Linked DNA regions of Homo sapiens: all the other regions are linked to region 1. A link is a loop called in an ENCODE intact Hi-C map of the cell type or tissue named here. Cell type or tissue: PC-3. All regions are shown on one strand. Region 1 holds the start of LOC102723730 (a long non-coding RNA gene). Region 2 overlaps SNTG2 (syntrophin gamma 2). Region 3 overlaps SH3YL1 (SH3 and SYLF domain containing 1). Region 4 has its middle 26 kb from the start of PXDN. Region 5 overlaps SNTG2 (syntrophin gamma 2). Region 6 has its middle 16 kb from the start of LINC01875. Region 7 has its middle 40 kb from the start of TMEM18-DT.

Region 1 (4,000 bases):
CCATGCCCTCCTGTCAGTGTGACTTTGGGTGCAGGGGTGTCCACCACGAGCCTTGCAATGGGTAAGGAGAAGGAAACTGTCTCCGGGATGGACTGGCCCCACACCCCTCCCTCCTGCCCTCACCCACCCTTGGTCTCTACAGGAGCGAGTTTCATCCCAGGCTGAGCCCAGTCCCCGGGGCCAGCACCTGTCTGCAGAGTACCTCCAGTCCTCAGTCCTGGTAAGTAACTGGATCCCGGAGCAGCTGCAGCCAGTGGCTGTGCAAGTCTGCCCTTCTGCCTGGCAGCTCTTTTCCTAGAGCAGTGATTCATACTTAACAGGCGCTCCAGGGAGAGCATAAAAGTGACCACCCCAAGGAGAAAAGCAGAGGGGCCAAGCTTTGATGGCTCCCATTGAGAAGTTTCATGAGATAATCCAAGGAGAAAGATGAGTACAGTGCCTGCCAGTAACAGTTACTCAGTGGCTTCTAGGTCCCTCCAGTCACAGTTACTCAGTGGCTTCTAGGTCCCTCTCTCGGAAACCAGACTGACATTCCTGAGGCTGCAGGGCAGGTAAGCCTTGGCCCAGAGGGAGGCAGAGAACAGGCATATGGTGCAGAACAGGCATAGTGCAGAGGTGGATGCACATTTTCCAGATTGGTTCGAATTTTTCAGGACATCCATTTTGTGCTGTGGCCCCACCCCAGCCACGTAAATAGGGACAAGTTCCACCTGCCATAGGACACCGCCCGCCCCCTCTCCAGACACCTGCCTCTTCTCTTCTGCAGCTGACAGCAGGGCTTCTCCTGCTGGGTCTGCAGGCCTCCATCAGGCCCTGGCTTTGGGGGCTCACCCCAGCCCATCTCATGCAGCACTGTTGGTGCAAAGGTGTCCCTGCTCCAGGGCTGGGCTCCTGTAGACCAGCAGAGGCTGACTGAGCTGGACCCGTGGGCTGGGGGACTTTGACCTGGTTCTGTTGAGTCAACTGACCTGCCTGAGGGTACTGCTACTGCTGTCACCCAGAGTGCAATCAATCACAGGCCCTGTGCCCGCATTTCACAGCTAAGGAATGGCAGATCCTGTGCGGGGAGGGAAGGAAGGAAGGGAGAAATGGAGGGAGGGAGGCAGGGAGGAAAGTGTACAGGGAGAGACAGAGCGCAGGGCTGCTGGATGGAGAGACCTGGACCGGGCCAGGCTTGGCCGTGTGAGGAGCGCCTGTCCTTCTAGGGACCTTGGAGATCAGGGAGCAGGCTGCTGACAAACGACTTATTTCTCCTCCCTCTGAACTCCCAAATTCCCAGAAATCTGCCTCGAAAGTGGGGAGAGCAGAGAGGCTGTGAGGTTGGACCGAGGGGGCCCACGGCCTCACCCTCCTTCCCACGTGGGCCACCCCTGGACGCTTCGTTCGCAAGCCTGATATTGTCCTAAGATGTGGTTTGATTTTTAAGGGCGGAGAGATGGGCTCAGCTGCTGGTGGAATCCAGCCCCTCCGTCTTTGCGGGATGTGGGGTCTCTGCCTCCTGCAGTGACAGCACCGGCATGACCCAGCCTGGCTTCCCGCTCCCAAGCGCGGGCACCTGCGGCCGAAGACGCGGCTCCGCAGCGCCACCTAGTGGCCGCCCAGCCTCTCCCCAAAGCGGAGCCTTAGGACGAAGCTCCCTTTCCCCGAGGTCCCTGCAGGTTTCTGTGGAGCCTGGGAGTCTGAATTACTGTCTCCCGGGTGATTCCTAACCCTGGAAACTCGCTGCTGCTCCCTGGGGCTGGTGGTCGTGCCAGTTGCTGCGTCAGAGCAGTTGGGCGCCCACAGGCTGAGGACGCCGGGGCCAGGGTGAGGGTGAGGCTCCACCTCAGGGCTCCAGAGACCGAGTTTTGCACTTGACACTTCCTTAACCTTCGAAAGCCTGATTCCTTCTTATCGCCCTGAGGGCCTGAGGTCCCCTATCTGCATGATGGAGGGGTTGGATACCATGGTCTTGAAGACCTTCCATTCCTAGGGTGACAAGATTCTAACCACATTGCACATGGAACACTTCTCGGTGCAATGACCCCAAACAACATCCCAGCCTGTGCAGTTCCCACTCCCAGAGATCCGAAAGTCGGTGGGTGACGACCCACGTGTGAAAGGGGCTCTAGAGAGCTGCCTACAGTCTCATGTCCCCCCACCCACCGCCCTCCGTGTGCTCAGCACCTGAACGTCTTCACAGAGACAGGGCAGAGTCTGTTTAAAAGGAAGCTCCGACAGTCTCCCTACGAAGAGATGGCCGCCACCTCAGGCACGTGGGATATTTCTGGGGATGGAATTGTCGCAATAATGAGGAAATCCCCTGTGGTTTAATGGGCAGAGTCCCAAAGGTGCTTGACATCCTGACCAGCACAAGGCAGCCCACCTCCTGCAGAAACTGTGAAAAAAAGGCAAGAAAAGTATACCCATAACTAATTTGAGTGGTTGTAATGTACACTGAAACAAAAAAGTCTTTTCAATTTTTTTTTCTTTTTGAGATGGAGTCTCACTCTGTCGCCCAGACTGGAGTACAGTGGCACGATCTCGGCTCACTGCAACCTCTGCCTCCCAGGTTCAAGCTATTCTCCTGCCTCAGCCTCCCTAGTAGCTGGGATTACAGGTGTCTGTCACCATACCAGCTAATTTTTGTATTTTTAGTAAGATGAGGTTTCACCATGTTGGCCAAGCTGGTCTCTAACTCCTGGCCTCAGGTGATCTGCCCACCTCGGCCTCCCAATGTGCTGGGATTACAGGTGTGAGCCACTGCACCTGACCCTTTTCCCGATTTTAATTGCACTAAACTTCCATAGAATGCTGACAGCGCATAAACATGATAATGTGTCTTTGCAATTTTCAAGCTTAAATACTTAGAATCCAAAAATATGATGAAGTGTGGAGTTTATTTGAACACGAAGTTGGAGGATAGTCACATAGGAAACACAGACTCTCAAAATGGAAAGTTAAAGTCTCATTTACATAGTCAGAGGCAGAGGTTTAACAGGTTGCAGCATTTTCCAACAAGATCAAGACATAGGTTATAGCGATTTGACTTGATTGGTCACAGCTCGCTACACTAAGGAAGCTTGTTTTAACATCCCATAAGGAAGGGTAATGGTCTTGAGGCGGTCTCACCTCTGGTACCATTCAGTCTTTCCTAATCATTACAGGACAAGAATGAGGAAGAGATTTGACCCAGAATAAAGAAGCAGAAGGTGCAGCTTCACACCATGCGACGCAGGCCCCACAGCCACGTTCCTCTCAAGGCTCAAAATCAGGTACGGTTCCAACAGCTTTCAGTTTGGATTAATTTCACATCTCCCCTTTTCAACATCAACATGATCCTTTTGAAGAAAGCTTAGTAGCTGAATGCAGATGGTTTGGGAATCTCTGTATGTTTAGGGGCTTAGCCCCAGATACTTAGGAAGGTTCACTCCTAGGACGTTGTCTCCCATGTCTAGGGCCATGTGCCAAGCTGTACAGAACTGACGGGGCATAGGCCGAACCTGGAGCCACATGAAGGAAGTGACGTGGTGACCTTGGTCAGGCTACACAGCTGCATTGTCCGTTAATGGGATTCTGTGAGTGACGATTATTTTAGTATCTTCAGTTGTGAACTGACTCCATTGCACACCAATGCCAGAGCAGGGAAGACAAAACAGGCCAGAACCCAACCAACGATTGATTAACAGCTGCTTCTGCCAAGTTCCCCAAGACCTAAACCAGCTGCTTAACCAACTGTGTGGAGAGGTTTTGGATCTGAAAGTTTTGTTATTGGGTTTTCATATCGGTAATTAATTTAGGGACATTATCTGATTCATCTGGGTTAGGGACATGACGTTCAGTCTTTGTGATGGTGCAGGTTCCCTCTGGGGCTGCAGTGAGTCTGTCTAAGGCTATACGAGCCTGTAATGCAGCCTTTCTCATAAAAGCATCTTCATTGTTTATTAACATGACACGTGGCTATCATTCAGGGCCTTTTTCAGTTAGGAGGTACACTGTCCTTCCCTTCTGGGCCTTACCT
Region 2 (4,000 bases), 310 kb before region 1:
GTATTTGTTTCGTGAATTTTAAAGACTCTCAGACCACGTTGGCAGGGACCTGCAGAAGGGGATGTGTTCGCCATTCGCTCGTTTTTTGTTTCGTTCTTTTTTCTGGATGTGATTATTCTCTACTCCTCCCTCTTACTAACTTTGTGATTTGACGAGGATATTGGTGTGACTCCTCGTAATAAATATGGGGTCAAACCAGACTTTTTGTGCTTGTTGCTGATTCTTAAAAGTTTGCAGGCCGGGCGCGGGGGCTCACGCCTGTAATCCCAGCACTTTGGGAGGCCGAGGCTGGCGGATCACGAGGGCAGGAGATTGAGACCATCCTGGCTAACACGGTGAAACCCTGTCTCTACTAAAAATACAAAAAATTAGCAGGGCGTGGTGGCGGGCGCCTCTGGTCCCAGCTACTCGGGAGGCTGAGGCAGGAGAATGGCGTGAACCTGGGAGGCAGAGCTTGCAGTGAGCCAAGATTGCACCACTGCACTCCAGCCTGGGTGACAGAGCGAGACTCCATCTCAAAAAAAAAAAAAAAAAAAAACAGTTTGCAATAATTTAGAACTCAGGCAATTTCCTACATTTTCTAGAAATTCTGGTTCCACACTTTGATGCTAATCAGTAAAAGAAAGGTCTTCCACTCAGCCATCCTGACAAATACAATAAGCTTGTTTTTGCCTGCTGCAGTTATCCAGCAGCCAGCTGCTCCGAAGATTTAGATTTGAAGATATGGTCATCATTGTTTGTGAAACCTCGCCTAATAAGGCCATAAAAAATGATGAGTTCATGTCCTTTGTAGGGACATGGATGAAACTGGAAATCAACATTCTCAGTAAACTATCGCAAGGACAAAAAACCAAACACCGCATGTTCTCACTCATAGATGGGAATTGAACAATGAGAACACATGGACACAGGAAGGGGAACATCACACTCTGGGGACTGTTGTCGGGTGGGGGGAGGGGGGAGGGATAGCATTGGGAGATATACCTAATGCTAGATGACACGTTAGTGGGTGCAGCACACCAACATGGCACATGTATACATATGTAACCTGCACATTGTGCACATGTACCCTAAAACTTAAAGTATAATAATAAAAAAAAAGGAAAAAAAAAAGAAATAAGTCCTCCTCAAGAGCTTTAGCAAGGCACTCAAATGTGCGTAAGATGACCTGGGCAGCCTGCTCAGGGCCATGTGCCTGGTCTTCCTGGAATGTGAACTCTTTTCTTGCTGAACAAACTGCCTGCATAATATTCTTTTCATGACTGTGTGGAAGCCACTGTGTTTGCAATTGTTTTTAGTAACTATGCTTCAAATGAATCCTATCTTAAACTGTACAAATCACTGCACTTGTGCAGTAGTGAGCTGGAATTAATCACGCATTGAATTCATGTTAATTATGGAAACATCAAGCATCTGCTAAATTTGCTAGAAAAAGATGCATTTTTAAATGGAGGCTTTTATGATTTACAGAGTATAAATGCTAGTGTTATAACCAACAAAAATATAAGTATGTGACCCAACCAGACAAAAAAGGAAAAAATCTATTAGGTATTTTAAAATAATCTGTGTATTTGGTTTCAAATTCAGACACTGGAGGAGTAAATTACACATCAGTGGCTTTTCCAGGTATGAATGTCCCTGGCATTTGCCCCCAGCTAGTGCCTTATGAGGGATTCCTATGGGACACTGTGAAATTCCCGTAATTCTCACGTGAGATCTAGAATTCTACCCGTTTCATGATGGAAAAAGAGAGCCTTGGCAATGTTAAATGTGCTTTGCTGGGGAGGGTCTCGGGGAAATAAAGTCGTCCTGTGTTACTGCAACATTAACCCCATACCACATCTATGTGGTTCCTGAGCCTCCATGGGACGTAAGTATAACCCACTAGGAACTTGGAAGTTCATGATCCAGTGAAATATTTGGGTTACTTTGAAAAGCCTTCTAAATCCAGAACAGTCAAGAAAGACAAAACTAAAACGTTTAATGCATCAGGGGATTCGTATTCAACACTGAAAACCATGATGATAGCTGTTCGGCTACGCGTCCCCGCCCTACAAGACAGTGCTCCTAATTTTCTTTCCCATTGCTAGAAATACCGTTTGTAGAAATCTGATTCTGTCCTCTAGCATCTCGACTTCCCAGGAAGTCTCTCCAGCTTAAGAGTGAAGACCTTCAGTGGTTTATCAAGTAAATATCAGAAACAGGATGCGCCCATCCTGGAGCTGGCGCCGGCTGTGACGGGACTTACCTGGGCGGCTCCAGCAGAGGGCACTTCGTGGGTGCATGGGGCTTGCACACTTGAGGGGTGTCCAGGTCCCAGCTGGTTCTCAACTTTTAATAGCTCATCGGTCAGTGTCATTTGGTAAAGTGGTTGGGATCTCTGTGATAACTTATTTTTATTTTTTTAAGTTTTTAATGCTAAGCATATGTTAATAGGTTTTCCTTGAAATAGAATGAGAAAATGAAAGAATTATAATGAAATTACTCCTGGTACTTGCTACAAAATATGTCACATTAAAATTTTAGATAACATGGATTTTTCTTTAATATTAGATTGAATTCACTGAATTCTTAAATTGGATTATTATTTAAATGTTTTTGAATCATATTCTGATTTTGATAGGTTGGATTTTATATCATACGGCTCAAAATATTCACTGCTCATTGTAAGAATCTAATATTTTACATTATTTCATTGTTGTTAAGAAGTTGAACCATAAAGAGAAACAATTATTTTTCCACATATGCCAACTTCTATGTTCACTATAGGAATGAAAAATATAATTAGCTGTTTTTACTACCTCATAGAAAAATCTGAAATACTACCTTCTAATAGAATATAATTCAATACAGTCGTTTTAAAAGATAAACCAACAACTCTAAGGCAGCTGAGAAGTCCATTGGCCAAAACTGAAAGTGCTCATATATAAAACCTGGTTCAATGCAAAACTGAATTTTTAATTCAAGATGTGATTCATTCCTATTGTGTGAACTTGATTTGGAAACTTGGACATCTCCACGTTTCTCCCGTCTCCTGATTCTGGGTGTGTTGACCTGATGGGATCATGGCTTGCTCATGTGCTTAACTCTGCTGCTGTGACAGTATGCCCTCATTAAGGCTTGGTTTGTAATTTTCACCCCTCTGCAGGTTGTGCATATGGGGTGGGTAAATGAGAAACTCCAAGGAGCTGACTCCTCTCAAACCTTCAGACCCAAGTTCCTAGCACTGAAGGGCCCGTCCTTCTACGTTTTCAGCACTCCTCCGGTAAGGATGCTTTTGACACTCCACAGGGAGGGGCTGCTGGGAGGGCTATTCCTGTAGGAGGGGGAAAGCTACATCTGGTGTTTGGAGGAGGACAGACAGAGTGCTTGGTCCTGCCGTTTGCTGTTTCTGCATGGTTGGAAAGGATTCTGCTTGTAGATTGCTTATTTCTTGCTCCAAATTTATAAATTAACCCATTTCTTTCTTTAGTTCAAATAGCCATTAAGATATTGTAGAGCTTATTCCTTCCTCAAATTCCAGCTGGTTTGGAGGTGGGATGCAGAGGCTCTGTGTCTTAGAGGATCAATTATGTAGTTGAAGAAGCCAAGAAACATACAAAATACAACCCTCTTTTTAGACGTTTCCAATTTCTAAATTTTAAAAGCTTTTATTCCCGGATGTCTCCCAAGTTTTATTTAAAAAATAAGCAGCCTGCTTTAGTGGGGTCCATAATATAAATTTATGGCTGAATGCTATCGTTCTGCAATTTCATTTTCCAGTGCCCACCGGTACCATTCTCCCCAAACTGACTGAATGTAATGTGTAATGTCTAGAAGTTTATCAATTTAAACAGCTTTACTTTTGAGAGTCTGACCATCAGAACTGCAAGCAAACTAAAAACCTGAGAGCTTCAGGTACCTACACGTTTTGGATGCATGTCACGTGCAGTGTTCATGGGACTTTTTTCCATTAAAAGGAAATGAAAAGATAAAACCAAGTTTTACCTCCAGACATCAA
Region 3 (4,000 bases), 1.3 Mb before region 1:
CACCAGATCTGCTGTGATGAGAACAGCCTGAGGGAACCACTCTGGATACCCCATGCTCCCGTTCTGACTCCCTCCCTCATTAAGACAGCAGGCGGGAGTGCTCTGTTAGGATGGAGGCTCAGACAGAATCAGAGAGTGCTTCATGGAGAGCAAACAGTGCTTTCTGTTAACATTGAAAAATAGCCGACTGCTGTGACATCACTGCACACTCACAATTACACGCAGAGACTTATCTGTGGGGCTCTGAGAAGCAAAGTCAGATCATGGTTAAGAAGTTTAAAACTCATGTCTCCAATCCCTAGGAGATGCTTCTTATCTCTGTTTGAAATTGACATTTAAAAGTTAATAGTTATGTTATTTAAATGAAATTCCATAGTTAATTTCCATACTGTCATGAAGACAGGCTTTGCAATAAAAAGTTTCTGTAAATGGCAAGCCTAAATAAGCTGCAAAGATGAAGAAGATATTAAAAATAAAATTATATTTTGTGTCATTTCAAGGGCTTTTACTGTATAAATCCATATTTAATCATCAATATAAGCCCAGAGACTCATATAAGGCTATCTTTAACTGTGTTTTGCAGATGTAGAAGCTGAGGTGTGGAGAAGAAAAGCTACTTCCTAACATCACAGACTGGAAGCACCCAGGTCAGAATTGGAGCCAGAATGGTCTGACCCAGTCTTCTCTCTTACAGCTCACCACTGTCTCGTATTGTCTTTTAAAAATAATACTGGTTTGAGAGGAGAAGATTGATTATTTATGTGTAAAGTAGTCACCCCATGGCCCAGGATGGTCTTATTTTGTCAAAAATATGAACAGCAATTCCACTGTGCAGCGCACCAGTCTTGAGAATTGTTAACAAAACAATAAACTATTGAATCATCACAACTAAAAAAAAATAAAAATAAAAATAAAATAATACTGTGTATCAGTCTAAGGCCCAGCACGGTGGCTCATGCCTGTAATCCCAGCACTTTAGGAGGCCGAGGTGGGCGGATCACCTGAGGTCAGGAGTTTCAGACCAGCCTGACCAACATGGTGAAACCCCATCTCTACTAAAAATACAAAATTAGCTGGGTGTGGTGGTGCACGCCTGTAGTCCCAGCTACTCGGGAGGCTGAGGCAGGAGAATCGCTTGAAACTGGGAGGTGGAGGTTGCAGTGAGCTGAGTCCATGCCATTGCACTCCAGCCTGGGTAACAAGAGTGAAACTCCATCTCAAAAAAAAAAAGAGAAAAAAGAAAAAAAATACTATGTATCAGTCTATAAAATGCTTAAAGTCTTTCTATTTCATTTACTGGATGAAGGGACTACATTTTACTTGCTCTTGTTTTTCAGGGCTTCTAATGTGCCCTATGGCTAAAAGTCCAAAATTTTCAAAGAATTACCATGGAAACTCTCAATTTTTGGTCTCTAATATATTGAAATTTAATACAGACATCATTTCTGAGTCTCTCATCATTTTTGAAATAAATGCTCAAAGCATGCCCCCAGCCTCACAAGGAGCCAGAGGGTTGTGGGAAGAACAGGTTGTGACTTAGCACAGTTTAGCAGCATGATCTATTGAGAGAAAAAGGCCCTTCTACAAGGAGGGCCAGGGGACTGGGTGGAGGTGGGGAAAGGGGAAGAGAGGGGAGGGAGGGAAGGGAGGAGGAAGGGGAGGGAAGCCACAATCACTGATGAAAATGCACTTTCCACCAGAGGGCGATATTTTTGAAAGCTTTGATTTGGTTGCACATGGTACAAAAATGCAGTCATGATAAGCAAAACTAAAATATGTTCCTTTTATACTACAAATTTATACAGCAGTGAGTAAGAAAGATTGAATAAAGATGAAAAAAGAGTTAGAAATACTTCCTCCTAATAAGGCTGAGGGAATTTACAACTATGTCAACAGGGCAAATCTACAAAGGATAGCTTAGGAAGAAATGGACTGAAATTTGAGAAGAAAATGAGTTGAGCATACCAGGAGATTCAATTTCCAGGCCCTTGCAAAACGACAGACTGAAGATGAGCATCAGCCCTAAGAGGATCCCCGTGTAGGAGGCCTCTGTGAGTGTGCATGTCTGCCCGACAGACGCCACAATCCCAGGAGCAACATTATAAACTGAAATAACGTGAAGTTCTTCTTTACTTAAAGAATGTGGAGGGATTTGAATATCATATGTTACAAAACTGGATTTTGCCACAAATGATGATGCACTGCCCACGTAATTTCAATGCCCACTGAAGGAGAACAGTGGCTTTGCCATGAGCAGTCCATAAACTGCCAATGACAGCTGGCCAGGTGTTGGGATGTGCCTGTTATACAAATGTGCATGAGACAGAAGCAGATAAAATGGCGAATGAAAGAAATCCTACTACTAAGGAAAGAAAAGGAAAGTAAATGGGAACCATCAGATAGCTTTAGTTAGACATTCATCGAGAAAATAAAGGAAACAATTTTTCCTAAGTGCCAATGGTAACAATAAGAACGCTAGGAAACCTCTCAGTTTTCACAGGTTGCATCTTAGGTGTCTTCAGAGGATATGGCAGTTGTATGGACGTGCACAAGCTACTTACCTCAATTCCTATTTCAAATCCTCCACCAAGGCCAGCTATCCCAATGGCTGAGGGTGCAGACCATTCTAATAAAAAAACAAACGAACGTTATCCTAACATTAAAACACCCTCGACATGTAAATATAGGAAGGAAAAATGCTAAAATCTAAAGAGTGCTTCTATTGAAAATAATGAGACTTGGTATTTCCCCTGATTTTAAAGTGATCTTCAAAAAGAATATGTAATTTTTAAAAAGTTAAAAATATTTTTAAAGTATTAGATATTCATTATGAGTCTCATAGCCTCACAAGCCCATGTCCTCTAATCTTTCTCTACCAACATGCATAAGACCACCAACTACTGGTTCCCTAACCATTAGCCATACAGAGCACTTGGTAACTTCAACTGTCAATATTTTTATAGAACAACTTAGCTGTAGGTCTAGTCTTCAGCTAGAATTTTGTCACAGATTTAAGAGATCAGAAGGATTCGAGAGAGTTGATTATCTAACGGTAACATAATAATTGTTTCCATTGTAAATTTCTGAGGGCAAAAACTGTTTTAACACCTCTCGTGCTTAAGCAGAATAAATAGGCTATAAATTCAAGGTTATTAAAATTCTAACAAGATAAATCACATTTAGAAACTAAGTACAGTAATTCCATTTGCCATGATACGGCACATTTTAGGATTACTATATGCTTATTTTTCTTGATATAGAAACTCATGTTAAACAAGTCTAGAAAAATGTATTTTCAATTTGGTGGGGGGATGGTCTGGCCAAAGCACTTTTTGAAAATGGTTGCTACCATGCATGCTAGATACTAGAATATTGCTGAAATATATCCAGAACTATCCTACCCAGGCTTAGAGAAGTTTGGCTTACAGAAATTAGTGTCTGATAATTTTTCGTTCCCTATGTTAGGAACTGTCCCTGTGTTAAGATGGCTGGTCTTGGCCAGGATCCTGGGGAACATGTTGTGTCTTATTTGGACAGTTTTTAAATTACTCTCAGCAGAGTCAGCAGCTGCAGCTCAGGAAGAAGGGAGAGAAATGTAGGTTTTAAAACCAGTAGAAAGGTTTGCTGGGGCTCTGAGAGGAGCCCAGGGCTTGGTATTGACTGTCCCTACCCTTGGTCAGCAAGTCACCCCATCAATGGAGCAGTTGGGGACCTGAGACATGCAGGGACTTTCTCACAGACTCTGAGTCCCATCTGACAATGGGCTCCCTTGGAATGTGCCTCTACTTTGTTTGGTTTTACTGCTGAGAAGTCTGCTCATGGAAATTTGGATAATGCTTGAGAAAAAGAGAATTATTTTCTTCTCATTTTCAAAGCCACACATTGAGCTATGAAAACTGATCCACATAATAAGGAAGAGGTTTTTGTTGACTGCGGGGATACCTTGGTAAGAAATGGTGAATCTGCTGACTGCTATTTCAAGGCCATATATTTCACAAAT
Region 4 (4,000 bases), 220 kb after region 1:
GGCTGTCCCCGTGTGAGCAGCTGGTGTGAGTAGAGCGTAGGGAGCTTATTTGGCAATCTCTTCGATGATCCTTGTGCGTGTCTAATGACCTGTGTTTGGCACACGACGTAAATGGAAACCCAGAGAAAGTTGACCAGCCTTCCAAGGTGGCGCAGCTGGTAAATGGCGGTGCCTAGATTCAAATCCGGCTCTCCGCGGTTCCACAGCCTGGGCCTGCTTCCCCTTCCAGGAGGGCTTGAGTTTGGGTGACTGATCTGCCAGCACCGCTGACATGCTCCTATTTCATGCTGCTCCCTCTGCAGCTCTACCCATTCTTCAAGGCCCAGGGTGGGCGGGCACAGTGGCTCACACCTGTAATTCTAGCACTTTGGGAGGCCAGGGTGGGAGGATTGCTTGAGGTCAGGAGTTCCAGACCAGCCTGGGCAGCATAATGGGACCCTGCCTCTACATAAAATTTAAAAACAAATTAACTGAGCATGGAGGTGCACACCTGTGCTCCCAGCTACTCAGAAGGCTGAGGCAGAAGGATTGCTTGAGACTAGGAGGCTGAGGCTGCAGTGAGCTATGAAACTGTGCCATTGCCCTCCAGCCTGGGTGACGGAGTGAGACCCCATCTCTACAAAACAGTTAAAAAATTAGCTAGGCATGGCCGGGCTCGGTGGCTCACGCCTGTAATCCCAGCACTTTGGGAGGCCGAGGCGGGCGGATCACGAGGTCAGGAGATCAAGACCATCCTGGCTAACACGGTGAAACCCCGTCTCTACTAAAAATACAAAAAAATTAGCCAGATGTGGTGGCGGGGGCCTGTAGTCCCAGCTACTCAGGAGGCTGAGGCAGGAGAATGGCGTGAACCTGGGAGGTGGAGCTTGAGTGAGCTGAGATCATGCCACTGCACTCCAGCCTGGGTGACAGAGAAAGACTCCGTCTCAAAATAGTAATAATTAATAATAATAATAATTAGCTAGGCACAGTGTGTGCACCTGTGGTCTCAGCTACTTGAGAGGCTGAGGAAGGAGGACTGCTTGAGCCCAGGAGGTAGAGGCTGCAGTGAACTATGATCACGCTGCCGTAAGCCAGCCTGGGTGACAGAGCAAAACCTTGTCTCAAAAAAGAAAAAGACTCAGGACCCATCCATGAACCCCATTTCCATTTCCACTGAACCTGAGGAATCCCCATCCTCGCTCTTTTACAGGCTCCCAAAATGGGGTTTTGTGTCAGCATGACATCCTTGGGCACATATCCAATCTCCCTTCGTGGATTTTGAGGCAAAGATTGGCGCTTCTGTTGCTTCCCGTGAGGGATCTTGGCTAACTGGAGTTGGAAATCAATAGCACTGGGAGTCCTAAAGGGAGTTAAAGGTTCTAGATTTGAGGGCCAAGAAATAAATGGGGAAAAAACTATTAAAATATTACATTATTTTGAGCTGAAGTTCATACCTGCATTAATTCTAACCTAATCTTCGTTGATGTTTCACACGACTGCTCTTACAAAACCTGGTTGGCTTGGGCTGATTTGTTGAGATGCCCAGAGGAATTTATTCTACTTTCCCTCTTAAAACCCCAATGCTAAACACGTGGGACTCCTGACCCTCCCGAGGTTGACTTGGAAGCTGCAACCCTGGCTCTTTCTCTGCTAAAAGGCCTGCTCAGGAGAGCTCAGGTGAGTGCCTGGTGAGATGCTGCCCCCTGGTGGTGATCCTCTTCTTAGTCCCAGGTGCCCAAGGTGGACCTTGCCCACGTCCATAGGGAAATAGTTCATGTAAGGTGGGTACTACGCTGGAGAGCCACAGCGGGAAACAGCTGTGCTTCTAGAAACCCCGTCCAGTGAGATGTGTGTCTCTTGGGTGGGTCTGACCAGGAGAAGTGGGCGAGCTCTTGCGTGTGTCTTTGAGGTGAGGGTTAATCCCTGAGCATCTGAACACAGCCAGGGCTGGGAATGGCTGAGGAAACAACTCTCCTCACTCGCTGCCAGGCTCTTTCCTTCCACCTCTGCTGCCCGCAAACCCAGTTTCTTCTGTCAAGAAAGCCAGAGGGGACCACGCTTTCCCACCCTCTTGGAGAGTATGCAGGTGGGAGTTGGGTCTGGGCTCCTGCAACCCTAAAGCGATCATGGCTGTCACTCATGTACAGACAAGGCCAGAGCTTCCTGTCCTTTGAAATCAATGCTTATGAATATTTTTCCCCAGAACAGGAATGAGTGGTCAATGTAGAAAAATTGGTGAATAAATTCAAGCAAAATTTTTAAAACATGAAAGGCACACATCAAGAATACCATTTTTTTCTATTCTGTATTTATGAGAGTGCACATTTTTCTTATTTGCACTTGTGCGTGGGGCCTGGGTGTCCCACCGTCCAGGCCCCTCTTCTTCCCCTCTGCCCAGACTCCCCAGCCCCCTCTGGAAACCACTGGGGGAAGTGAGCATGCCCTTCTGGCTAGAATGTTCTAGGAAACCAGCACCTCAGGAGGCCAGGCAGAGGGGAAGGCTGTGGGGCCTGGTCTCGAGGAATAGGTGGGAGAGGCGGGTAGACACCTGGTGTGGAGTTCGAACAAGTGAGATTTCTTTGGGCATCTCAAGTTCAAGTCTGAGGCCCAAAGTCGTTCCAATGAGGACAAGGTGCTGGTGAAGGTGGCCTGGTGGGGGTCTCGGACGGCAGCCGCCGCTCAGCCCCGGAGGTCCCAGAGGCAGGGCTGGGGTGGCCACGCTACTCACTGAGGCTGCGGTCACAGTGACCACAGCTGCTTAGGGGGAGGGTGCCAGGTCAGATCCTGCATCCACCACTCAAAGCTGGGCGCTGTGAGGCTGGTTCCCTAATCTCTGTGTCTCTGTGTGATGTGTGTGACCGGGAGGGAGCCATGTGGGGTCCGAGTGAACTGAAGCCCCAACAGTACCAGAGCACCCTGTGAGTACATCTAATGGGTTCACAAGCACAGACGCAGTGCCAGGCCAGGCTTGGCATCACCATGGAGGCCCCCATGAATTCATCTAATGGGCTCACACACACAGACGCAGCGCCAGGCCAGGCTTGGCATCACCATAGGGGCTTCTAGCTAAGGTGCTAAAGTTCGAGTTGGCGAGGTGTCACGGGAAACACACCTCCTCCCAACCCACGCCTCACAAACCTCTCCACAAATGTGGAAGGGAACGGCAACAACTGAGTTTCAGAAAACTCATTCAGCCAAAGTGCGGAAAGCAGCAGCAGCAACCAAGAGCAGACGGCAAAGACAGAAAGAAGTCTCTCATTTTCCCACAGCTGGGGTCAGAGGTTGTGCAGTTTGGAGTCAGGGGACAAGCTGGGCCCTCCTCCTCCCGGAAAACAGGGAGAGGGACGTGGTCTTCCTTGGTGGTGACTTTTCAAGGAGATGGCTCTTGGGTCCTTGAGAAAACTTTCTGGATACCTGAATCTGGCCAGAGGCTTCTGTAGCCATTAAACAGATTTACATACATTAGAAAAAGAAAGAAAGAAAGAATATCTGTAGGGAAAGGGAAAGAGGAAGGATCTTATCTTCAGTAATAAGAATGCAGCCTCTCACTGTATTTGTCCTGGCACTGGGAGCTGGTTAGGGTGCATGTTCCCAGGCTGCACCCCAGAGGCCCCTGGATAGAATCTGCAGGAAGAGGGTGGCCACTGTTCACACGAGGCACCTCCTGCCTCTGGTCCTTTCTACAGCAGCAGTGGAACTCTGGTCTCAGGTGGAATGCACTGGACCCTCCCTAGCACTGGGTACAACTCTGGTATTGGGTGGAACACACTAGACCCTCCCTTGTACTGGTGGAACTCTGGTCTTGGGTGGAATGCACTGGACCCTCCCTTCTTGCTGCCCCTGAGGAATGTTCTGGGATGAACCACAAGTGGGGACCATAGAGGGCACCTGACAGAGGGGTGCTCGGTGTCACCAGGATCCCAAGGGCCTGACGTTGGAGCCAAGGGCAGTGCATGTAAAGAGGCCTAAGTGAATGGCTGGCCCCCAGCCTCTGTGAGTGTCAGGCTCCTGGGCTCTT
Region 5 (4,000 bases), 400 kb before region 1:
TAAATGGATGCAGGAAAAGCATTCCACAAAACCCAACATCCATTTATGATATAAACTCTCAGTAAGCTAACAGTAGAGAAGGACCTCCTTAACTCGATAAAGATTAACTGCAAAAAATCCCACAGCTAACATCATAGATAATGGTGAGAAACTAGATGATTTCCCACCAAGATCAGGAACAATACAAGGATGTCTCTTCTCATCAGTTCTTTTCAACACCATACTGAAAGTCCTTGGATGTGGAATGCAAGGTTATTTATTATATACAATTTAATTGCCTTGCTTGGTACCAGAAATGAAAAACTGGACTTTGAAATTTAAAAAGCACAATACCATTTACATTAGCACTAAAAGAAATAAATTACTTAGGTGTAAATATAACAAAATATGTATAATGTTTAAATGAGGTGAACTACAAAATTGATGAAAGAAATCATAGAAAAAAATTAATGAAGAAGATAGTCTATGTTCATGAATAGGGAGACTCAATATTGTTAAGATTTCAGTTCTCTCCAACTTGATCTGTAGATTCAATATGATATCAACCAAAATTCTAGCAAAAAGTTTTGTGGATATTGACAAATTGAGTCTAAAGTTTATATGGAGATGGAAAGACTAGAATAGCCAATGCAGTATTGAAGTAGAACAAAGTTTGAGGCTTGACACTTCCTGATTATAAGACTTACTATAAAGCTAATTTAATCAAGACAGTGTGGTATTGGTGCAAGAATAGACAAATAGATTAATGGAATGTAATAGCCCAGAAATAGAACCACATAAATATAGTCAACTTCTCTTTCACAGAAGAGCAAAAACATTATAATGGGGAAAAGGCAGTCTTCAACAAATGGACATCTACATGTACAAAAATGAATCTAGACATAGACCTTACACCCTCCCTAAAAATGGAGGACCACGGGACCAGCTGCAGAAATGAGAACTGTAATTGTCATGAGTATTTCCTCCTCCTTTTGTTAAAAGCATGTTTGTGCATGTATACACTTGTACTAAGAAAATGTCTTCACTTTATTTCCTTTCTCCTTTATCATGTGACATAAGATTTATTGACTTCATATCAGCATTTAAGTATTGTTAACTTTATATAATAGCATTTGAGTTGGGGATTGGTGTATTTCCAGTTGTACAAAGGATAGTTGTATTATGTTAGGTATAATTATAACCTCATTATTGTCTATATTTGAGGACTATTTTTGATCTCAGGAGATGTATATGGATTCAAATTGACAAGGGTTGGGCTTGTGATGGTTAATACTGAGTGTCAACTTGATTGGATTGAAGGATGCAAATTATTGATCCTCAGTGTGTCTGTGAGGGTGTTGCCAAAGGAGATTAATATTTGAGTCAGTGGGCTGGGAAAGGCAGACTCACTCTTAATTTGGGTGAGCACCATCTCATCAGCTGCCAGCATAGCCAGAATATAAAGCAGGCAGAAAAATGTGAAAAGCCTAGATTGGCCTAGCCTCCCAGCCTACATCTTTCTCCCATGCTGGATGCTTCCTGCCCTTGAACATCAGACTTCAAGTTCTTCAGCTTTGGAACTCAGACTGGCTTCCTTGCTCCTCAGCATGCAGATGGCCTATTGTGGGACCTTGTGATTGTGTGAGTTAATACTCCTTAATAAACTCCCCTTACTATGTACATCTATCCTATTAGTTCTGTACCTCTAGAGAACCCTGACAAATACCCAAGTATGGGGGGTAAGAGTCACCAAGAAAATCTGCAGATAATGATGTCAGTGATTCCACACAGGGAAGGAAATCTTTGATAGTCAACAGAGTGAGGCTAATGACTAGCTACAGTTGTGTGGCATGAAATGCGGTGTTGCCCAGACATGATTGTTCCATGTGAAAGTAATTATCTTCACAAATATTATTCCGAAAACATTGCTGCTAATAACCATTAATTTTAAGTATATGCAATTTTCAGAGGCAGTTGAAGCAATAGAGGTCTGAATGTGATTTTAAAAGAAGAGAGCCAATTACTTGAAGAATTCATCTGTTTTTGCATTATAAGGACCGAAGTAGTAACCTTGTCTGGAAGAGAGGGTGCTGGAATGAATGAGCTGGTGGTTGCATTTTTCTGGCTCCTTGTTGGCTTCCTCTAGATGGAGCAGTACTCACTGCTGGAAAATCAATCCCAGGAGCTGGTACAATTTCAGGGGGCCCTGCAAGAGGGTCAGATCAGTGAGAGCAGAAACATTGTGAGGCTCTGTCATTCCAAATGAAAGTGTTGGAAAACTGTGAAATACGGAATGGCCTTAGTGATTTCCTGGTTGGTCCCACTCCTTATTTCCCACATGGAGAAGAGAGGGCCTGGCCCACTCCTTATTTCTCACATGGAGAAGAGAGGGCCTGGCAGCTTTTCATGTTTGCCAGGGACATGAAGGCGACATCACCTCGTGTTCCCAGGGCAGCCCAGGTGCATGCTTCACAGAAGTGGGAACCCAGAGCTGGGGAGGCTGCGGGGCTGCTGTGCTGCTGCTGTGTGTGTTTTGTGTTAGGCCCAGCACCAGGCTGAGCAGGAGTCAGCTAAGGACCTGCCTGTGAGCTCTTCATGCTGAAGATGCCAGCTTGCTATTGCCCTCACTACTGACCTGTGTGTTACTGTGTTACCTGACACTAAGCCTGAGCTCCCGGGGCGGGATGCACCTGTGGTTTGGAAAGGGTTCCCCCCGCTCCTTGTGTGATCACCCAGATGATGAAGCCAGCATGAAATGAGAGTGAACATGTGGAGGGGTTGCTCTCTTGAGGCCCTTTGGATGTTCTTCCAAGCCGGACCCACATAGAGGGGCTTTCAAGAGTGAAGGAATGGAAACAAGGAAGTGAGGAGAGAAGGTGAAGGTGGAGGGAAGGGAGGAGGCGCCTTCCTGCTGGGCCCACCCTCTGCAGGTGCCTCCTGCCCTGGTGTCACAGCCTGGCAGGTACACCCTCTGCAGATGAAAGGGACAGGAGTCTCGAGGTTTCACAGCTGCTTGATGCTTCTGTGCATCGCCCCTTTCCCTAAAAATAACAAACAGTGACTGTTGTCAGGTACCATGGAGTGTACCCCAGGGTTACAAAATTATTCCCTGGAAGGTATTTAAAACGAGTCTTGTGGACATGAGTTTGGAAAGCAAAGTAAATTCTGGATTCCATGGTTCATACACCAGGGGTCGCTGGGCAAGTTGGCAGTTAGATTGAAATTAAAACATACATGTTCTTCTTGTCGGACGTGTGTGTGTGTGTGTGAGAGAGAGACACACACACACGGGGAGCAGTGAGGCTTACAGGTGGGGAGGGTGAGAGTTTGTCAATGAGATTGTGTGGAGGTTGCAGCTCTGGGAATTGCCCCATAGCTGAGCTAAGTTTGTCTTTTCATTGTACAAAGGAAGAGATACTGAAAGTGGCCAAGGATTGTGAATAGGATTAGAAAAAAGGACAGTTGTGAATACACACAGGAGAAAGGAAGCAACAGCATCGGAAGATTAAAACTCTACTCAGGGTTTTGCCGCTTATTTTCGTCCATGAGCATATTACAAAATTACCAAGACCTCTGTGGGTTAATCTGTAAACTCAAGTCCTAATGTGCTTTTCCCTGCAAGAATCTATGAGCAGCAGTGGTTTGGAAAAATCTATCCACCATGTCTTTTCTAGGTTCAGGTGGTAACATTATTCCTACCCACCCTCAACAGATTGATGAAGTTGATTAGCGTTTTTTTTTTTTTTTTTTTTTTTTTTTTTTTTTCAAATGGAATCTGGCTCTGTTGCCCAGGCTGGAGTGCAGTGGTGCAATCTTGGCTCACTGCAAGCTCCGCCTCCCGGGTTCACGCCATGCTCCTGCCTCAGGCTCCCGAGTAGCTGGGACTACAGGCTCCCGCCACCGCGCCTGGCTAATTTTTTTGTATTTTTAGTAGAGACGGGGTTTCACCATGTTAGCCAGGATGGTCTCAATCTCCTGACCTTGTGATCCACCCGCCTCGGCCTCCCAAAGTGCTGGAATT
Region 6 (4,000 bases), 1.0 Mb before region 1:
CTCAGGAGACCTGATGGCACTGCACAGCCCAGGTGAATTAGATAAATGTTGGGTCGACTTGGGCCCATGGAGAAACATCCCCAATAGCTTCTTGCTAACGTCAAGTCAGAGTTCCGAGCCTGAAGTGCAGCCTGGAGGCCACACCGTGGGGATTTAGAAGGGAGGGAGGACAGGGCAGGGAGGGTTAAGACTGAAAGCGTGTGGTTCAGGCTGCACAGGTGTTAGGAGCTCAGCAGGTGGGTAGGAGCCCCCTGATTCAAGCGCAATTGACCGGGAGGCAGCTGGGAGCCCTGGTCAAAGGGGACAAAGAAAGGCACCGCAGGGCTGGAGGAACCGGCAGTGGTGCTGAATGTGGCACTGGTGTGAGCAGACAGACCTGGCCCTCAGAGCCTGATGACCTTAGAGCCACGACACTGAGGGACGTGGAAAAAGGCCGCGCTGCACAGATGCAGACCAAAGCATTTCAGTAGTGATAGGTATTTTGTTGTTTCTTATAAAACACTTCCTAGAATCCATCTATATCAATAATTTTATATATATCTTTAAAAGTAGATAAACATGTGAAATATTTGTCTTATACATATTCTGGCATCAATAAATTAATATGAGATTCCTTTAATTTTTACAGTAGATAACAGAGACACATGAGTTAATTTTATAGGATAACCTAGGAGTGCTATTAAGTCACAATTATATGAATTCTTTGTTCAGAACTAGTGAATTTAGAAAGTTTTCTGTTTTTCATTCATGTTTCTGTTTTAAAAATTATGCATTTTCATTGAAAAATGTATATGCCAAACTTAAAAGTACAAAGAAAAATGAAACAAAACCCAACAGTAATAGTACAAGCATGATAAAATTATTGGTAATATTTTGTTTTCTTCTACATGCACACACACACAATTTTTAAAGAAAAACGGAATGCTTGTATGCACACTGTTTTGTACGCTTTTTATTAACAGACTATGATTAATATTTATCATACCTAAATATTTTTCTAAACATGATCTGTACATAGTTTGCATTATATGAACCATGATTTATTTAACCAACTCTTATTTCCAACTCTGGCCAATAAACAGTTCTTCAGAACACCATTACAGATAAATATTGTGTTCATTGTTTATTATTTGATCACAATAAATTTCTGGAAGTTAAATGGCTAAAATGAAATATAAGAACATCTTTGACATTCATACCATATACTGAGACTTCCAGTTATCATACTTAGGAGTGCCTGAGACCAACAGTGTTAGGCCAACACTGGCAATGCATTTTTAATGACTTTACAAATGTTTCATGGTCTATCATTGTTTTAATCTGCTACCTAAGATTACTGATAATATGGAACAATGTTTTTCACGTTTATTTATTTGTATTTCTTCTTTAATAAAGTGTGTGTTCTGATCTTTGAAATTTTCTTAAAATTAATAAAAATTTTAAATATTTTATTTAAAAAGCAAAATATTGTTTTGTTAAAATATTTAACAGGAATAATGGTAGTTTCTGAAATCTACACCTTCACAAATAATCTCCAAAAATACAAAACAATAATATGAATCTAAAAAGAAAAGGAAACACTCAACATACTGGACACAGAATTATCTCAAACTTAAAGTCACTTCTAAGTAAGAAAAAAAATTTTTTAAAGGAAGATTTTTGTATGCTTCTTCCAAGAGTCTTTGCAGTGAGCAAAGGGGCTTACAAACAACTACAGAGAAGAAAGAAGAACGAAGCTAGCATCAGGCTAAAGATTGATTTAAAATCACAGTCCTAAAGAGAAAAATCATCCTAAATGTGAAAATAATGAAAAGGTATTCTGATATTTTAAAGAAGTGACTGCAGTGGAAGAACCTTAAGGTGAGTATAATTTGAAGGGCAGTCTTCAAAATGCATTGCTTGTGGGGGAGAAGAAAGCAAAAGCACTAAGGGAGAGGCACTCTTTGGGAGCTGATATAGGGGAAGAAAAAAAATCAACGTTTCAAGTCCCACGTGGTCAAAGAGAACACAAGCCCTCCCTCTACCACCAGCAGTAGGAGCAGCAGAAATCCATTAATGAAACCATGCTTAACTGCATGAACAGAAGAGGGTGCTATTGAACTAGGAATCTTATAAACCACCCTCAAATCTATAAAATTAATTTTAAAAATATGTTAATTTCAATAAAGCTACTACATTAAAATTAGTAGTCCAAAAACAATATTCAGTTTGCTCTTCAAACCCCCAAAAGAAACATGAAGCAGAATAAAATTTTAACCTAATATTTCAAACTACATTAATTATCCTTAAACAATTATTTGTGAGATATGAAAACATCTAGACACTGTAAAACAAAAATGAAAAAAAAAGAGGAAAAACCACAATGAGTATGAAATGACAGTTGATTGAACACAGGATGAAAATGCTGAAAACAAAGTTATCTCAGAAATAGAAAGCAAAGTAAAGTGCACCATGGAAAATAGCCTAAAATGAAAATTTACCAAGATGTATTGAATAAATGTAGGGAAATACAATGAAAATGAGAAAATGAAGAAGCGAAAATGATTATGGAGAAAAGGTTGAAACAACATACATATAATTGGAATCCATGAAGGCAAAAACAACAAAGCTATTTAATATAACGAATATTTAAAATTATAATCTGAGAAAACCTTCCCAAAATAAAAGAAGCTATTAGTCTATGTATTTAAAGATACACTAGATTAATAGGAAAAATTGACCCAGATAGATCAACAACAATACATCCCAACAAAACTCTTAGATCTCAAGGAAAAAAGTCTTCAAAGCCTTCAGGTCAAAAGATCAAATAATTTACATGGCATAATAATGTGTAAGATAATAATGAAGCATAATTAAAATAAAAAAGAAAATGTAAAGCAAAAAAATTATATTCAGCCAAGACTTTCTTCAAGTTTTAAACATACAAGAACTTAGGGAATTCTGTATACTTTGGAATTTCTTGAATAACATACTAAAGGATAACCTTCATTCACCAACAAATATTTGTAAAAACGTCAATCAATGGCCAATGGTGTATTGTTTACATATCTAATTAGAAAGCTAAGATTACAACAAAGCTAGGGACAAAGATGGGAAATTAATGAATACATATGAAAGTATTTAATTTCTCAAAAAATCATACTATATGGGATATATTTAAAGCAGCAATCAGAGGAAAATCCATAGTTCTTAATGTTTTTTCAATACAAATAAAACAATAAAATGAATTAAATTATCAGCTCAAATGTTTAAAAAAGACAGCAAAGTAAACAAAGAAAGCTCAAATGAAGAAATAATATAGATAAAAAATGAATAAAGTAGAAATTAGAAAAGTAGTAGCCTTCATTAATAAATAATAATTCCGTATTTTTCAAATGAACAAAATACACAAATCACTACCTAACTCAAACAAGAATAAAGGACATACACATACGAAGTGAGCTATAGACATAGATACAGATATAGATGTAGATGTACAGATACACATGCACAAAGAGAAATAAGTATTGAAATGAAATTATTAAAAAATAAACCGTCAGAGAGTATTTTGCAGGCCTCTGTAAAAATCTATTTCATATGAAGAAACAAACATGAGACAAGCCAGAGAAACACTGAAAAACCAAAAAAGTCACTCATGGTGGTAGTGGTGGAAATGGATTAGTTCTACCAGACATTAAAACATGCCATGCAACCTCTATGATTTACATAGTGTGGTACAGGTACATAGATAGAAAATAGAACAGTGGGATGAAATAAATTTCCAGAAATAGACCCCAAAATACAAAAATTTAGTGTACAATAAAGATCCTATCTCTTATCACTGAAACAAAGATGGAGTTCTTAATAAATGTACTGGAAAACTAATTTTCCATTTGGACAAAGGTAAACTTGGATCTTTATTTTATGCCATACACAAGAATAAACTACAAATGTATTAGGAAACTAAATGTAAAAAAGCAAAACCATACATGCACTAGAAAAAAGAAATGAGTAAATTTCC
Region 7 (4,000 bases), 910 kb before region 1:
CCAACCTTGCTGCTTGTGCACTGCGTGCCTTGGTCCCAGGCTGGAGCATCGTGTGAATGAATCTGTTTCCGGCAGGCATGGGGTGAGGTTTATATCAGCCTTCATTAAGCAGTAATCACAGCCTGCCGCTAGACGCACATTTCCCACACACATGGGATTGCAGGAAGCTAACATTCGCCTCTTCTGTTTTATTTTCTGCCACCCTTGCTTGAAAGTTCAATTCATGAGTAATATATTAGGTGGGAAGATAAGTAAGGTTTATCCTTTAGCTAACATTTATTACAATAATAACAAAGTACATACTATACACCTCATTGTTTATAATTGCAAAGTACTGAGGTTACCTATTTTGATGAAAAATGTCTTAAAACATTAAGATTTTAAGCATGATTACGTCCATATTACTAATATTTTAATTCTGCTACCTTAAATATCTATCATTGACACATTAAATATGCTATTGCAGGAAAGCTGATTTAAAAAAATCACAGCTTTAAATATATATTATATTATTTCACAATGGCTAAAATTCCTTTTATATGTTGAGGTTGCTTTTCATTACTCATGAGTCAAAAGAGCTTTATAATCCTCTTATTGACGGTATCTTTAACTTTTTTAAATGAAAATTTTAGCTGAAGGTGAATATATTTTGCTTAAAAAGTTAACATGGACAATAATACCTCATGTCCCCAATTGATTTGGCCTTGGCATATGACATTTGCTATCTCTTCAGTAAACATATTTGTATAATATCGAGCATATTATGCAATACATATAAGTGTATTTAGCAATTAAGCCAAATAAAATTATGCTTGTTTTAACAGTTCATACCAGTTTTCACATCTAGCTTTGTTGGATATTTTTTACAGTTACGGTTACTTTTAGGGCTGGAGTGAGGTCTGGCTGGTGTACGAATGATCCGTCTTGTTAAAATGAAGAAGCACGAATTACTCAGTGAGGCGTGGCCAACTGTGTTTTTAGAGAAAGTCCCCCGGCGCTCAGGGCTTTGTGTTTTCTGGAATGCGAGGTGACAAGCCCGGTCCCAGGTGGCCCCGGACGCCGCTGGCTGCCACTTTCCCCGCCGTCCCCAGCTGTTGGAGCCGAGGCGGAGGGATGGCGCCGTCCGTCCCAGGAGGGAAACGGTGGCCCCCAAGGCCGGGACGCAGGTGGCGCTGCAGTCGGAACTGGGATGTGGACCCCCGGCCCGGGACGCGGTTAAAAGGTCCAGCAACCCCACAGGCCCGTGGGGTCTGCGCTGCTCCAGGCGCCCGGATTCACCGTCCAGCCGGGGCCCTGACCCCGGGTCCGTCCACGCGGCTGCGATGCTCGGTCATCCTGGCTCCGGCCCACCCCGGGGAGACAGGCCCCTCACCGGCCCCTCTGAGGAGCAGGGCCAACACGCCGCGGGCTCTGCCGGCCCCGCAGGCCTCGGGTTCCATCGCAGCAGCGTGGCCTGATGACTCCATTTTGTCGCTGCGGAGGAGCCGCACCGAGTCCACAGCGCCAGTGCGGGGGAGCCGCGCCGGGGAAGAGGGAGGAGGCGCGTCCACAGCAGCCTCGTGTCTCCACATGGGACGTTTCCTCGGCGGGGACCCGGCGCGCCCAGGGGCTCAGGCTCGCTCAGGCCTACGGAGGCGGGTGTATCCGCGTCCGGCCCGACTTGTGAGGAAACAGCACACGTGAAGCGAGCGGAGTCGGCGCAGCCTGGAACAGGGTGAATCCGCAGAGTCCTCGGCCGCGCATGGCGGCTCTGTCAGCTCCAGGGACACAGGGACCGTCCCCGGGCCCATCAGCGCAATCGGGAGGGCGTCCGTGTGCCCACAGGCCCAGCTACACCTCCACAAAGCTGGGAAAGACGAACACGGGCCACCCTCAGCCACCTGCCCGGACCGCTGCGAGGCCCACGGGAGGGAAGACGCGCCCTGGCACGCGGTGTGGTAACCGCCCTTGGACGCGGCGGCGCTTTGGGCGGGAAGAACCGCGAATTCCAGAACATTTGGGATCATTTGTTAAAAGAAAAATCCTCGGGCGCCACCTAGCGCTGACATGCTGCCTAACTCTTCTCAGCCCTCATTTTAGAGAACGGAAAATGAAGCCCAAGTTATTGACTATAAAATGGGAAAAAACTAAAACATTGCAATATGCAGATTGCATCACACATATTATCTTAGCAGGTTTTCTTGCACTTGCCTTGCAGATAAATAGGACATATCTAGGTGGTGCTGTGTCCAATAAAATAACACATCTGAACTCAGGTAAGGAAGGGTTCTCTCAACAGGGAGAGGTTCCAGCCAGGAGACCCCGAAGCGTCTCCCACTCAGGAAGACATGTGCTTCTCTGATATGAGAAGGAATGACCACCGCCAGAGCGACGCCCTATGGGGGAGGATGGGCGAGATGGTCAGCGGGAGGGGTCTTAGGCTGGGGTTAGCAGACGCTTGGAGAAGCAGGCCAGGGCTTGCTACTCCCTGTACGGAGCACTGGATGGCTCCGTCACTGTGGGTGTCTCGTCCACCGTGGTCAGTTACTTGTGAGACAAGAACAGGGAATTTGGAAGGTCTGAGCTTGGCCTGCCCGGGTAGAAAGAGGACCCCTGGGTCTCCTCTACGACCTGCGAGGAAGGTGATCTTCGCAGGGAACCATTTCTGGAACGTGGAGGGTGGAGCTTCTTGACCATCCTTTTGCAGGGCCTCGAAACTCAAGTGAAGTTCGGTGTCAGTAGAAACTCTGTGTTGCTTCTACGCATGGCTGGACACATGTGCTTCTAGCCTTGGCCACTTGATTCCTGGTTGTATAGGTTTTATGTGTACAGTCATGCATTGCTTAACGCTGGGGGTACATTCTGAGAAATGCATTGTTAGGCAATTTTGTCATTGTGCAAACATCAAAACATCATAGGGTATATGTGAACAGAGTCTAGAAGTTACAGCCTATGACACACCTCAGCCATAAGGTGTAGCCTCGTGCTCCTAGGCTACGAACCTGTACAGCAGATGGCTGTGCTGGAACTGCAGGGAGCTGTAACACAGTGGAGAGTGTGTATCTAAACATAGCTACACGTAGAAGAGGTGCAGTAAAAATATGGTATAAAAGATAAACATGGTGCACCTGTATAGGGCACTTACCACGAAAGGAGCTTGCAGGATGGAAGTTGTTGCTCTGGGTGTTGGTGAGTGAGTGGTGAGTGTCTGTGAAGGCCTAGACTCTCAGACATTTCTGTCCACTACTGTTGACTTTATATACACTGTACACTTAGGCAACACTCAGTTCATCGCAAATATTTCTCTTTTCTCAATAATAAATTAAGCTTAGCTTAACCTTAATGAAATAACTTTTTACTTTATAAACTTTTAAGTTTTTAATCTTTTTGACTCTTTGTAATAACACTTGGCTTAAAACACAAACACATTGTACAGATGTACAAAAATATTTTCTTTCTTTATATCCTTGTTCTATAAGCTTTTTTAATTTTATTTTTACTTTTACTTTTTTTAACCTTTTTTGTTAAAATCTGAGACACAAACACACACATTAACCTAGGCCTACACAGGGTCAGGATCGTCAACATCACTATCCTAACCCTAACCCTCCACATCTTGTTCCCTGGAAGGTCCTCAGGGGCAGTAACACACATGGCGCTGTCATCTCTAATGCCTTCTTCTGGAATCCTCCCCGAAGGGTCTGCCGCAGACTGTTTGACTGTTAACCAGTTTTTTTTTTTAAGTAGAAGGGGTACATTCTAAAATAATGCTAAAAATATAGTGTAGCAGCAGTCCCCAACCTTCTTGGAACCAGGGACTGGTTTTGTGGAAGACAGTTTTTCCATGGACCAGAGTTGAGGGGAATGGTTTCTGGATAAAACAGTTCCAGCTCAGATCATCAGGCATTAGATTCTCATAAGGAGTGCACAACCTAGATCCCTCTCATGCACTTTTCACAACAGGGCTCTCACTGGATTCTCCTGTGAGAATCCAGTGCCGCTGCTGATCTGACAGGAGGCA

Evidence for each region. A loop is a pair of places that touch in the nucleus more often than their neighbours do. Peaks named below come from ENCODE experiments on the same cell type or tissue, not always from the same donor. Only the 100,000 strongest peaks of a DNase experiment are listed, where the experiment ranks them.
Region 2: a loop joins it to region 1, with 3 times the contacts of the local background. A loop is called at or near these places in 7 of 110 quality-filtered maps.
Region 3: a loop joins it to region 1, with 14 times the contacts of the local background. A loop is called at or near these places in 11 of 110 quality-filtered maps.
Region 4: a loop joins it to region 1, with 6 times the contacts of the local background. A loop is called at or near these places in 16 of 110 quality-filtered maps.
Region 5: a loop joins it to region 1, with 9 times the contacts of the local background. A loop is called at or near these places in 9 of 110 quality-filtered maps.
Region 6: it touches region 1 in a loop (11-fold over the local background); 11 of 110 quality-filtered maps call a loop at or near these places.
Region 7: it touches region 1 in a loop (8-fold over the local background); 3 of 110 quality-filtered maps call a loop at or near these places.

What each region holds. Positions count from the first base shown.
Region 1 is chr2:1,549,301-1,553,300 of GRCh38, forward strand. All of the region lies in intron 4 of LALTOP (lung cancer associated lncRNA targeting TOP2A), which reads right to left. LOC102723730 (a long non-coding RNA gene) reads left to right here and starts at 2,630. Exons shown (of 3, transcript NR_168373.1): 1 at 2,630-3,254; 2 at 3,438-3,557. RefSeq lists a silencer at 1,510-1,619. In PC-3, CTCF peaks have their summits at 1,596 (motif pointing left) and 1,799; no DNase peak of the experiment used is centred here.
Region 2 is chr2:1,244,179-1,248,178 of GRCh38, forward strand. SNTG2 (syntrophin gamma 2) reads left to right here. Exons shown (of 17, transcript NM_018968.4): 12 at 3,149-3,265. Among named protein-coding and RNA genes, the nearest start is that of TPO, 170 kb to the right of the region's middle. In PC-3, a CTCF peak has its summit at 2,269 (motif pointing right); no DNase peak of the experiment used is centred here; H3K27me3 peaks cover 3,206 bases.
Region 3 is chr2:244,977-248,976 of GRCh38, forward strand. It overlaps SH3YL1 (SH3 and SYLF domain containing 1), which reads right to left. Exons shown (of 10, transcript NM_015677.4): 4 at 2,562-2,626. Among named protein-coding and RNA genes, the nearest start is that of SH3YL1, 17 kb to the right of the region's middle. In PC-3, CTCF peaks have their summits at 1,700 (motif pointing right) and 1,900; no DNase peak of the experiment used is centred here.
Region 4 is chr2:1,768,241-1,772,240 of GRCh38, forward strand. No RefSeq gene overlaps it. Among named protein-coding and RNA genes, the nearest start is that of PXDN, 26 kb to the left of the region's middle. In PC-3, CTCF peaks have their summits at 1,688 (motif pointing left) and 1,889; a DNase peak (open chromatin) is centred at 1,681.
Region 5 is chr2:1,145,962-1,149,961 of GRCh38, forward strand. The region is part of intron 6 of SNTG2 (syntrophin gamma 2); the gene reads left to right. Among named protein-coding and RNA genes, the nearest start is that of SNTG2-AS1, 200 kb to the left of the region's middle. In PC-3, no CTCF peak of the experiment used is centred here; no DNase peak of the experiment used is centred here; H3K27me3 peaks cover 1,394 bases.
Region 6 is chr2:527,525-531,524 of GRCh38, forward strand. No RefSeq gene overlaps it. Among named protein-coding and RNA genes, the nearest start is that of LINC01875, 16 kb to the right of the region's middle. RefSeq lists enhancers at 1-314, 315-836. In PC-3, a CTCF peak has its summit at 2,095 (motif pointing right); a DNase peak (open chromatin) is centred at 2,037.
Region 7 is chr2:635,130-639,129 of GRCh38, forward strand. No RefSeq gene overlaps it. Among named protein-coding and RNA genes, the nearest start is that of TMEM18-DT, 40 kb to the right of the region's middle. In PC-3, a CTCF peak has its summit at 2,053 (motif pointing left); DNase peaks (open chromatin) are centred at 2,022 and 2,852; H3K27ac peaks cover 1,166 bases.